Linked DNA regions of Mus musculus: region 2 is linked to region 1. The links are chromatin loops, found by intact Hi-C in ENCODE. Cell type or tissue: left cerebral cortex. All regions are shown on one strand. Links, peaks and the distances in the headings refer to the core of each region. The heading gives the core; the rest is flanking DNA.

What was found. Hi-C counts contacts between places; a loop is a spot of excess contacts. Peaks named below come from ENCODE experiments on the same cell type or tissue, not always from the same donor. Only the 100,000 strongest peaks of a DNase experiment are listed, where the experiment ranks them.
Region 2: a loop joins it to region 1, with 4 times the contacts of the local background. A loop is called at or near these places in 2 of 42 quality-filtered maps.

Annotation. Positions count from the first base shown.
Region 1 is chr13:79,042,477-79,047,867 of GRCm38, forward strand. No RefSeq gene overlaps it. Among named protein-coding and RNA genes, the nearest start is that of Gm25383, 120 kb to the right of the region's middle. In left cerebral cortex, for the core only: no CTCF peak of the experiment used is centred there; a DNase peak (open chromatin) is centred at 2,572.
Region 2 is chr13:78,626,979-78,632,369 of GRCm38, forward strand. It overlaps Gm32067 (a long non-coding RNA gene), which reads left to right. Exons shown (of 4, transcript XR_382673.2): 2 at 3,689-3,943. Among named protein-coding and RNA genes, the nearest start is that of Gm32067, 150 kb to the left of the region's middle. In left cerebral cortex, for the core only: no CTCF peak of the experiment used is centred there; DNase peaks (open chromatin) are centred at 2,296, 3,708 and 4,849; H3K27ac peaks cover 318 bases.

The DNA of each region.
Region 1 (5,391 bases), core at 149-5,148:
ATGCCTTTACCAGAGAGCTGAACTGGTTCAGAGCTCAGTCTTGAACTTTGTAGCTCTAGAACTACATGGAAAGAATTCTTTTTTTTTTCCCAACACCAGGTCTCTTTATTTTAATATTGAATCTACCCATTTTATTTTGTCAGGGCAGTGCAGGTTAAGTAATATAACGAGAGATTGTTAATTGAGGACTCTGATGGCTGCTGAGAGCCCCAGAGATGCAGGATAACAAACTGGCTGATCATACGAGCAGATATTGTTTCTCTCGAGGATTGGGAGGCCCGTATGCTTCTTTCCTTTGCATGAGGGAAGGATAGCTGTGACTATTCTCATAGGTTTGGGGTTATCAGTAATCTTGGACCCTTTTCCTCCTTTACCTCATGATGGTCTTTTTTTGTGTACCTCTTAGTGTGTAGTATTCCCTTCTATAGGAACACAAGCCCTTTAGTTTAAGGATTTCCTTGATTCAATAGAATGGGATTCTAAATTAATTACAGCTATAAATTAATATTTTGAAATAAGGCATTCTGGTTGAACATGAAATTTTGTAGAGTACAATTTTATCTATTACTGCTCATAACTGAGTTCCAATTTTCGGTAAAGATAAAATACTTCTAAGAGTTATACACATTTGATGTTCACTTATGTATTCATGCACTAAAATAAGTAATCCCCTGCCTCTTTACTTCCTAGTTAGTATGTTTATGTTAAAGGCAATCAATATTAATCCTAAAGAGGAGGACTATTCCCATAAATATAAAGGGCATATGTAAAAATGAAAATGACCAGTTCATCAGAAAGATGTTACACATATTCGTTTTGCTACATAATTGATGCCTTATCTGGCATCCAAGGGAGGGGAGGCTTTTGGTCTTGTGGAGGCTTGATGCCCCAGCATAGGGGGATACTAGAGTGGTGAGGCATAATTGGGTAGGTGGTCTGAGAGCATCCCCTAAGAGGCAAAGGGGAAGGCAGGTGGGATGGGAGTTTGCAGAGGGAGACCAGGAAAGGGGACAATATTTGAAATGTAAAAAAAATAAAATAACCAAAAAAAAAAAAGAAAAGAAAATGAAAAAAAAAAAGGAAATGCTCATCAATACAAAAACATAATTAAGACAAAAAATTTAAGTGGCAATGCATTTTCCTCAACAGTTATAGAATGTTCTCTCCAATATTGTAGCATGCATATTCATTCTTTTAAAGTATATTTGAGAAATTCACCAAAATAAGCAATATTATAAGCAACTAAAAGGTGTCCCACTGGAAGGAGGACACCAAGACAACAGAGTGCTCTAACTCAACTATGCAGCCTCACATGGGCTCTCAGAAACTGTAACTGACGCACCTGCACTGTGTGGTCTGCGCAGGTCACCTGCATAGCCTATATACAGGCTGGTAGCTTTGTGTTTTCATGGAACTCCTAAGAGTGGAAGCAGCTGTGTCTCTCAGTTTTTAGCCTGGTTTTGGGATTGTTTTCCTCTTATTGGGTTGCCTTGTAATCCCTCATTGGTATGAGGACTTTTACCTTGTCTTATTGTATCTTGTTTGGTCCCGTTGGGCTGTCTTCTCTTGGAGATCTGCTCTTTTCTGAAGAGGAAGTGAAAGGAGAGTAGATTTGGGGTAAAAGGGAGGTATGTGGAAGGGAGCTGAGAAGAGCAAAGGATCGTGACCAGAATGTAGTATATGAGAAAAGAACGTATTTTAAAAAAAAAGTGTGTCACTGAATGTAAAACTGCGAAAGCAAACAGTGAATTCTTTCCTTGTGGAAAAATTACATAAGAAATTAGTGCAATATTTTCAAATATTTTGGATTGTAGGAATGCTTTATGACAAGTCTAAAAATGGCAATTAACATCTTATTAAATGCTATGAATTCTAGAGAAGTAAAGAAAAATTTCTACAAGAGTCAAGACAATTAGACTCAAGAACAAATTAATCTTTTAAAATTCATTTTATATGGGACTCTTTAAGTTTATGTTATATACAGATATTGACCTGTAGTTGTACAGCTCAAGGGTCAAGAGGGCTATATCCAGCAATACATGTCCCTTCTTGACTACCTATGTTTATTTTTGTTATAAGCCTATATTTGTTATCATGGTTCTATTTTAAAATCTTCCACCATCTCTTCCTGACATAGGACAGACATCAGCAGTGTTCCTGACAGTGGAAAAATAAGGACTTCCCCAAATATGTTAATCCCATTATTTGTCGGCTATTTTACTCAGCTCCAACATAATTGAAGTCATTAGGAAGGGAGAAAAAGCTCGGGTTCTGTCAATATCTAACTGTGAAAATAGCAGGAGTGTTCTAGGTGACTGGCTGCTGAACAACCCAGCCCCTTTGCTGCGGTGTTGCTATTGTTGATATGCAAGTAGGAGCAGAGGTGTCATTTCTTGTTGAAAACTTTTTGAGAAAAAAACAAGTCTTCTACTGCAGACATGGTGTTTCAAGAATCAGACAAAATATACTTCATGGAAAATCTATTTTGAGCTCGACATTCATTTGAAAAGCTAAAACTAGCATCCGGATAAAAAAAGGAAGGGATGAAACATCAAACTCAAAATATCTTCCTATATTGTGACATTTTAGCAAATGTAAATGAAACCACCTTTAAGGCTGTCACAAGTAAAGAGATCCAACTGGGGTCCTGATGACTGAAGAGATGTTAAAGAATCTCTCATCAGCAGACCACAAAGAATACAGCAAAAGCTATCAGTAATATGCAGATGTTATCAGGATATGACTTCAGCACAGCCCTGAATCCCAATGGAGACAAAACTGCAGATGTTTAACTTATTACAGAAACCAACTGCAAATTCTGTTTTGATTCTTCCCCTTTATAAGGTTTGATTCTTTTTTTAAAGACACATGAATTGCACTTTGAAGAACTTCCTTCAGCCTTAGTCACTTTAAACATTTAAATACTTGCTACTAGATACAGGGTTTTCTGAATAATGTGACATGCAATTTACTACAAGGTATGGACAGTGTGAAAACTAGCAGAGAAAAGATGTGTTTAAGCATCCTTGCAAATGGTAACAGGAGATTTATTATTGCATAGTAATGGAACTCAAGATGTGAGATAAAGACCTAAAGAATAATGTAACAACAAACCTACTTAAAATCTGCTTAACTCTTGGCAAAATCCAGGAACGCAAAAATATTGAAATTTGTTCATCAAAGTTGAACACATTTGGAGATGCAAACAGAGCAGTTTTCCCCTGTCATCTGCTTTTATTTTTAAGTTACAGAATAAAGTTTTAATAAATTATTCATGTTTTCAAGTGGAGGTATTTGAATGGCCCTCCTTGATTCTTTGATCCTTTTAGGTGACTTTTGTGTTCTATACCTTGATGAATAGCCAATTATAAAACCACAAAAAGGTGAAATATGTCATTTTTTCATGGTAATTGGTTTAAATATACTGTTTCCAATAAAATTTTGTTTTTAAGAAATATCTTAAACCATGAGTTTTGTACAGATGTGGTTTGCTCTTCTCTTTGAGTGGATGCCAGCAGGTGGAATGCAGGTGAAACTAGTGTTTTCTTCTGTCCCATCTTCACCTCCCTCCGTCTTCTTGGTACTCACAATTGGCAGTTTTTATTTTCTGTGAGGGAGGCAGAAGGACCTGCCACTTCAGGAGCTTTATGCCCACAAGTCAATACTTACTTTCCTTAAGATGAAAAGTCAGAATAAACATAGAGACATGAAAAAAAATGCAAGTCTTTTAAAGATTGCCAGAATAGAATGATCTAGTGAAGATTAAAAAGATAAATGATACTTTTCCATTTGTATTTGACCTCTATTCTATACAGAATATATAACACATACCTGAAATAATAAATATCATTAAGTGTACCAAAGAATTGCACTCAACCTTCTGTGTGATTATGAGTGAGCATGATATTGAAAAAGATGAAAAGTCATGAACTTACCATACTAAGATGAAAACTGGCTCAACAGCTATTAATAAAATATGGTCTCTCAAGATCTATCAAAAACAGGTCTAGAACATGCACTAACACTTATTGCACTTTCCAAAGGAAAGACAGAGCTGGCATACAGAATTTTAACTGTATAATATAATTATTGCCTGTACTATTCTATACTAAAAACCGATATAATTTCAATTTAATGGCTTCAAAGCAAAACAAATCATATTCAAAATTCTTATTGGCTTTATAGCAAATTGAACTATTGGTATTTACTTGTATCAAATGCAGCAGAAAGTGAACATGGCTCATCTTTAAAAATTAGGTCATAAGAGATACAGTGTGTTTACCTTCCTCTGACTAGTCCTAGTACCAAGTCAATACTTGGCACATTAACACTGCTCAATAATGTTGCACCTCAACCCGAAACAAGAGCAAAGAATCTGTACTAGATAGTAGACACAGAAAAAGATGAAACTATTTGAGTAATCTATTATTCTTTTTCTTAAGGGATATGCAATCTTAAAAAAAATGTTATGTATTTTCATGCCAGCCTGGAGAGCTACAGAGTGAATGGAAACAATCTTTAGTATAAGATAATTCCAAGTTTTGCCAAGATGTGACCAGCTGAAAAACTCAAAATAAAGTTAAGAGATGCTATCTGCCACAGGGATTACCACAATACATGTAGGATCAAAGAAAATTCCACATTTTACCCTGGTGATTAGCTGTAATTAAATAAAGTAAGTCTTTTTAAACTTCATTAGCAGCAAGGCGTTTGCTACAGCAGAGTGGGCACAAATCATCCATTCTTAATTAAAAGATAATCCACAGGATGGCCATAATCTTCTTCTAAAAATACACCATTTCCCCCTGAAAGATTTTCTCATCAAATAAGGATAAATAACAGTTTCTATGAATTTAAGGCGTAAAGGAAGGGCTGCCCCTCCATTTGCTTGAGTGAGTTCTGAATGTGGCTGAGAGCAACACTTTGGCATGCTATTATCTAAAATGGTAGAATACCTCACTTCAGCAAAGTCTGACATAAATCTTTGAAAAGAAAGACATTGCATATGTATGAGCTGAAATAGATATGACACTGTTGGCACATTAATATTCCTGTCACTAGGGATTTTCAAACTTTTAAGGAAAAGATGGGAATGAATTCAGACTGTAGCTGGTAAAATACACTAACTTATAGTAGGGCAATTAGGCATCACTGACCATAACCAGATCCGTGCAAAAGCAAACGGTTCTTCTGACTTTTGCACTCGCTAAAACATGACTACAGACTCATCACCTGGGAATGTGAAGAATAATTAATTTGGTTTAGATTTGGCGTTGCTCTTCTAAGTATACTACTAGGAATATTTCATAAATACCAATCCCAATAAGTAGGAGAGGACTTAACTGAATAGTTGTCCATATAGCCAAATCTGTGCAGAAAAGAATTCTGTGT
Region 2 (5,391 bases), core at 185-5,184, 420 kb before region 1:
AACATAATATTCTGAAAACATTATGATATTAGATGTATCTTATTAATAACATTTATAGGACCACATGACTATATCGCACCATAAACTACTCCTGTTTTCTTTCAACCTTGCAGTATTTTCTATTAGATAATTCTTGAAGTGGTATATAAAAAGCTTACTCTTGATGTTTTATTCAGACTTGTCATATATTAATTGAAGAGTTTTAAAGTATTTCCAAGTTAGGATGTTGGATATTATCACGACTATTGTGGAATATTTTCAGTACACCATGTTAACAAGCCCTCTGATATTTGAAAAATATGGTTTTACTAGCTTCTTTTAAGCACATAAGCTACTAGATGTGGATAAAAAGGTTAACAAAAACGAATATCTATCCACTCAAATCCATCCTTCTATATGCCAATTATTTAAAGTTTACTATGTGCAGAATACTTATGTTTAGTATTGTGCATTCATTATTTCAGATAACCTTTAAAACTCTCCAGTGGAAAATTTACTATTATTGGTTCCATTTTTACAGATAAAGAAACTTTAGCAGAGGCAGGATGTAAAACTCACTCAGAAGTATTGTAAGTAGAATAGTGTCAAAAATGAAGGCATCCAGATACGGTGTTCCTTGCCCTTATATTTTGTTACATTGCTTTCCATTCTTTAACACTGACTCAAAGCTGTGTTAAGATGTGAGAGTGTAAAACTCGGTGCTAGGTCAGAAGGAAGCTGCATCTGTGAACAATGATGTTTGTCATCCCAGGTGTGTTAACAATGTGAATATTGCTCACCATAGTTTTGAGAACAGATCCACAACTATGTCAGCTTCATGAGGTTCTTCAGAAGCCATAAAAATAAAGGGTCTCAATGGCTCCATACAAAGTGGACAATTTTATATTTTTGTATCGATTAGAATAGGAGTAAAAAATGCATCTAATTAATATACTGACTCACTGATATTAAATATTAAGATTGTCTACCATTACAAACCTAATTTTTTTTCTTTAGAAATAAAATTCATAGCTCCCCTCGTCCTCCCTGGAATTTTCATTTTGTTTGTTTATTGGTTGGGGCCAGGTCTCATGTAGCCCAGACTAGCCTTGAACTCCTAGTCTCCCTGCCTCCTCCTCTGAGTGCTGGGATTATAGGTATGAGCCCTTGAGAGCAGTTGGAGTTTCACATTTTGATTAGACTAAAAATAAATTCCTCTGATGAAAATTACTTTCACAAAATTGGATTAGCACATAATTTGAAGAAATATGATTTGTGAGTTTTCCAAGAACAGTTTTATTTTTACTCAGATGATACCCAATAGATCAACTTAAACTTTGATGCATTTTTAGCATAACAGAAGCATGTTGGTCTCTCAGTTGGCATCAGAAAGAAAACATTCTGTCAGGGGTTTTATTTAACCCAGTTAGGCTCCATACACAGCCTTTGCCTGGGGTGTATTTGCTCTACCTCTGATGTTCTGCTACCAGAAAAGATTGTATGCAGAAAGAGTACATATTTCTTTGGAGTAGACGTTCACTTATAGACTTTAGATATGTCAGAAGGTTAGTGTAGAGACATTCCTATCCTTTGTACTTTTTTTTTTTTTTTTCCGGATAGTAACATACACAACTAAATCATTGCAAAAATGCTTAGCAAACATAAAAAACTAATTTCATCATTTCTTGTGTTCTTGTTTTGAATTTTTTTCTTCAATAGAACTCATAAAGTAAAATCTCACCAAGATCATTGCATATAAATAAGTGCAAACTAACAAAAAGGAAATTATTTGCATGAATGTCCTGTTAATGCAAACCAATTTCTCACAATTCTAAATTTGCATTCTGCAATGTGTTTTGTATTTCTTATCAGATTTACATGTTCCCATGTGGGTATGTATATTTTGTACATATTTCATGCATATCCATAACAGAAAATGGTTTGGAGTTTTAACTAACAAATAAGACAGAGGCAAAGATTACTTTTTTCCCCTCAGAATTTTACTCCAGGATTTCTGGCTTTTCCTCACTTCTGTGTAGACCACAGTAAACATTTGGAAGGCATTTTGTGTGGCAAGTTTGTGCCTTGCAGTTTTTGAGCAACGCAAACTTCCCGTTAAATAAATGAAAACAGACCTTAGAAGGGGTGTGCTTCCAACACATTCCCCTAAGATCTGAGCACCGCTGTGCATTCTTGCTCAATTTAAACAAACTAAACTTCAGTTAGTCTCCCTCCCCTAATGGGCACCCCCACTGGGAACATTGTTAGGTTACCACCATGGACAAGGCTTCAGTACAGCTGGATATGTAAACAAGACCATAATCCGCATGAAAGGACTCTCAGAGTTTTGGCAGCGCTCTCTCGATGTTGTTAACATATTGTGCCAAAGCAATAACAAAGCCATCATTTTTAAGTTTGTTCACGGATTTGTATTAATCAAGAAATTTTCCAGAAATTACTTCTAAATGAGGAAACTTCCAGAAAGTTACCATTTGGCAAGAAGGTTTCCAGATGCTTCATTCCCTCCGCCTCCGCCCCACCCCCAACCTTTTCTTTTCCCCTATCTTCCACATATTCTTTCAAATAAATCACAAGTTTGTGGAAGTTCTGTTGAAACAGAAAACACATTGCTGCTGTGTTGGCAAAGGGAGGCTCACTTCACGCCCTATTTCATCAAAGCCTGCCCAGGATTGAATGATTTCTTCCTGTTAGCAAAGAGGTGGGTAGGCCAGCTTTCTTGGCATTCTAGAGATAGATATTAAGTATTGATAGAAGTATTAAGTATTGATCAGAAAAAACATTTATTAGATTATTGTTAGAACTGCAAACTAAGCATGCAGGAGCAGGTAAAAAAGAGAGTGTAAATTTACTTGTCAGTTTTTATTAGCACAGTAAGTGATTAGTTCAAATTCATTTATTTTCGATATAAATTCCATTTTCATAGGTTTTCCAGAATTGAGTCTCCTGAGAACTTCTGTGTCTAATTTCTAGGGAAAGCAAAAAGGATAATGCCCCGCAGTTAGAGAACCATGGCCGTACAAACCTAAAGTTACTTTTTACATTATTTCATTGCTTAAGTATTCCACAAAAGCAGTTTTTCTTGCAAATTCTACATCATTCAAAATAGACCAGGCAAAATATCCTTTAAAAATGTATTATTATTCACAATTCAGGCCGGTGGCAGGCTCAGCCACATGAAAACCATGGTTACTGCTACGGGTGGGCTCAGAGACTGGGAGACTGGGAGCTGAGGGGGTCACAGGAGGGTTTTCAGAGAATGGTCATTACAGTTTTGGGCTACTCAGGGTGTCCTTGTCAACCTACTCAAAGGTAACTCAAGCCCTACTGGCCATAAAAATCCTGACACTGTGAAGGCTGGTCTGGATGAGCTTCAGGTCGGCCAACGGGATCTTTAGGCTCTCAGCCCCAAGAAGGAGCTTGCCTCACACCTTTCTTGTATCTCATCAATAACTAGTTATTGATATCTGATGGATGGTATTTATTTTCATTACAAGGAAGGACACCTGTTTGAGTACCACTGACATTAACTAAGCAGAAGACCTTTCCTAACTCTTAAATGGATTTGGAATTCTGGATGCCGTCTCTTGTTTACTCCTTTCGATGAGTTATGTGAAATCTCACCATCATATTCTGCCTTGTTCTAAGGCAGCTCCAATTTTTTCACCTTCTCTCTGGCCTTCTCCTGCAGTGTCTACAAGGATGTATGTCGTAGCACAGACTTCTCCCTGGTGATCTACTGCAGTATCTAGAGGATGTGTGGAGCATCGCAGAGAGGCTCAGTGAACCGATCTAGGATGTTGATTCTCTTTCCTAAACTACGCATGTTGGAAAGCACTTTAATTTGCTGAAACTGCCAGCATCCTCTTGTTCTAATTATGGTATTGTATTCAGAAGCTCCCTAGAAGATTACTTCAGGAATTGATGGCAAGATCTATAGCTTATGGTGAGTAATAAACACTACAAAGACAGGGAACTGCAGAAAAATCAGGTTCAGAAATAAATCCCAATGAACTTATGGTACTTTGGAACCAGCATCCTTTTTTTCAGAGAACGTGGACTTGGTACTTCTCAAGATCCTTGACGTACATTCTGCTTGTTTAGATTTGGCCTTTGGTGTTGAGCATTGGAGATACATATATTTGATTATTTAAGGAGTATGTGTTTATCATCTATTTTAAAATTAACTCACCATTTACTTGTATATTACCATAGAAGACTAGACTAATTTACTTAATACCGCAAGAGCATTCTCACCTGAAAACACTTTTGTTTCCAGAGCTGTGAATTTGAGATGTAGTGGCTTATTAATGAATGAATGAATGAAATAATTAATTAATTTTTATATGAGTCAATGGCTCAACTTATTTTCTTGTCAGGCTATATGTGTTTACAATATGTAGACTTTTAAAAAATGTGTATAATGTTATATTTCAAACTTAAAAATAGATAAGGCCAGAGAGATGGTTTGATGTGAATGCGCTTACAGTGTGAGTCTGCTAGCATGAGTTGGTCACCAGAAGCTCTGGTGGAAGGATTGAACCAACTCTCAAAAGTTGTCATCTTACCTCCACATGCATATCTCAGCATATGCACATCTATACACACAGGAGCATCTACACACACACACACACACACACACACACACACACACAGATACACAGACACAGACACAGACACACAGAGACACACACACACACACACACACACACACACACACATGCACTCACAAAATCTGTCATTCTCTTATCTGAAAAGTGAAAGTTGAAATTTCTTCAGGACTAACAGAGAAAACACACTGAACAGATGGAACACTAGCCATGCTAAGAAGGCAGCAGTTAATTTTGTGCTGGAGGAATGATGGGCGTCTAACTTCACAAATTCAGGTCTATTTTTATGTTGTCCATTTTTTAAACTAATGTGAGAAATTGCAGAGTAATCTAGAGACATAAAGTTAAATTTCAAATTAAGTATTTTTACGGCCACTAGTCTAGCTGAAAATCATGGCTATTTAGTAAGTGGATTAATATGTGGTTACTATGGGCTAGGTACTTTGGGGAACAATGATTGGCCAAGATGAAGAAAGCTTCTGTATTTTTGAAATACTCAAAGAGGTGATGTGCAGTTAATTGTAAACTATGATAAGTGCCAGTTCCAGAACTTTGGCTCTACTTCCCATGTCCTATAATATCTGTTGTACTTACTCTTATGGATGCCAGCTTCTCTACATTTATTATCATTTAATATAAATCAGTACTTTGGAACACCATGGGAAAGTGCTTTATAAACTGTGTTTCAATTTATGGGTTAATGTATATAATATATTATACAGTTATGCAAAGTTCCTAGTGATATTGCTAATTGGAGTAAGGACTGGATTAATATATAGGACTG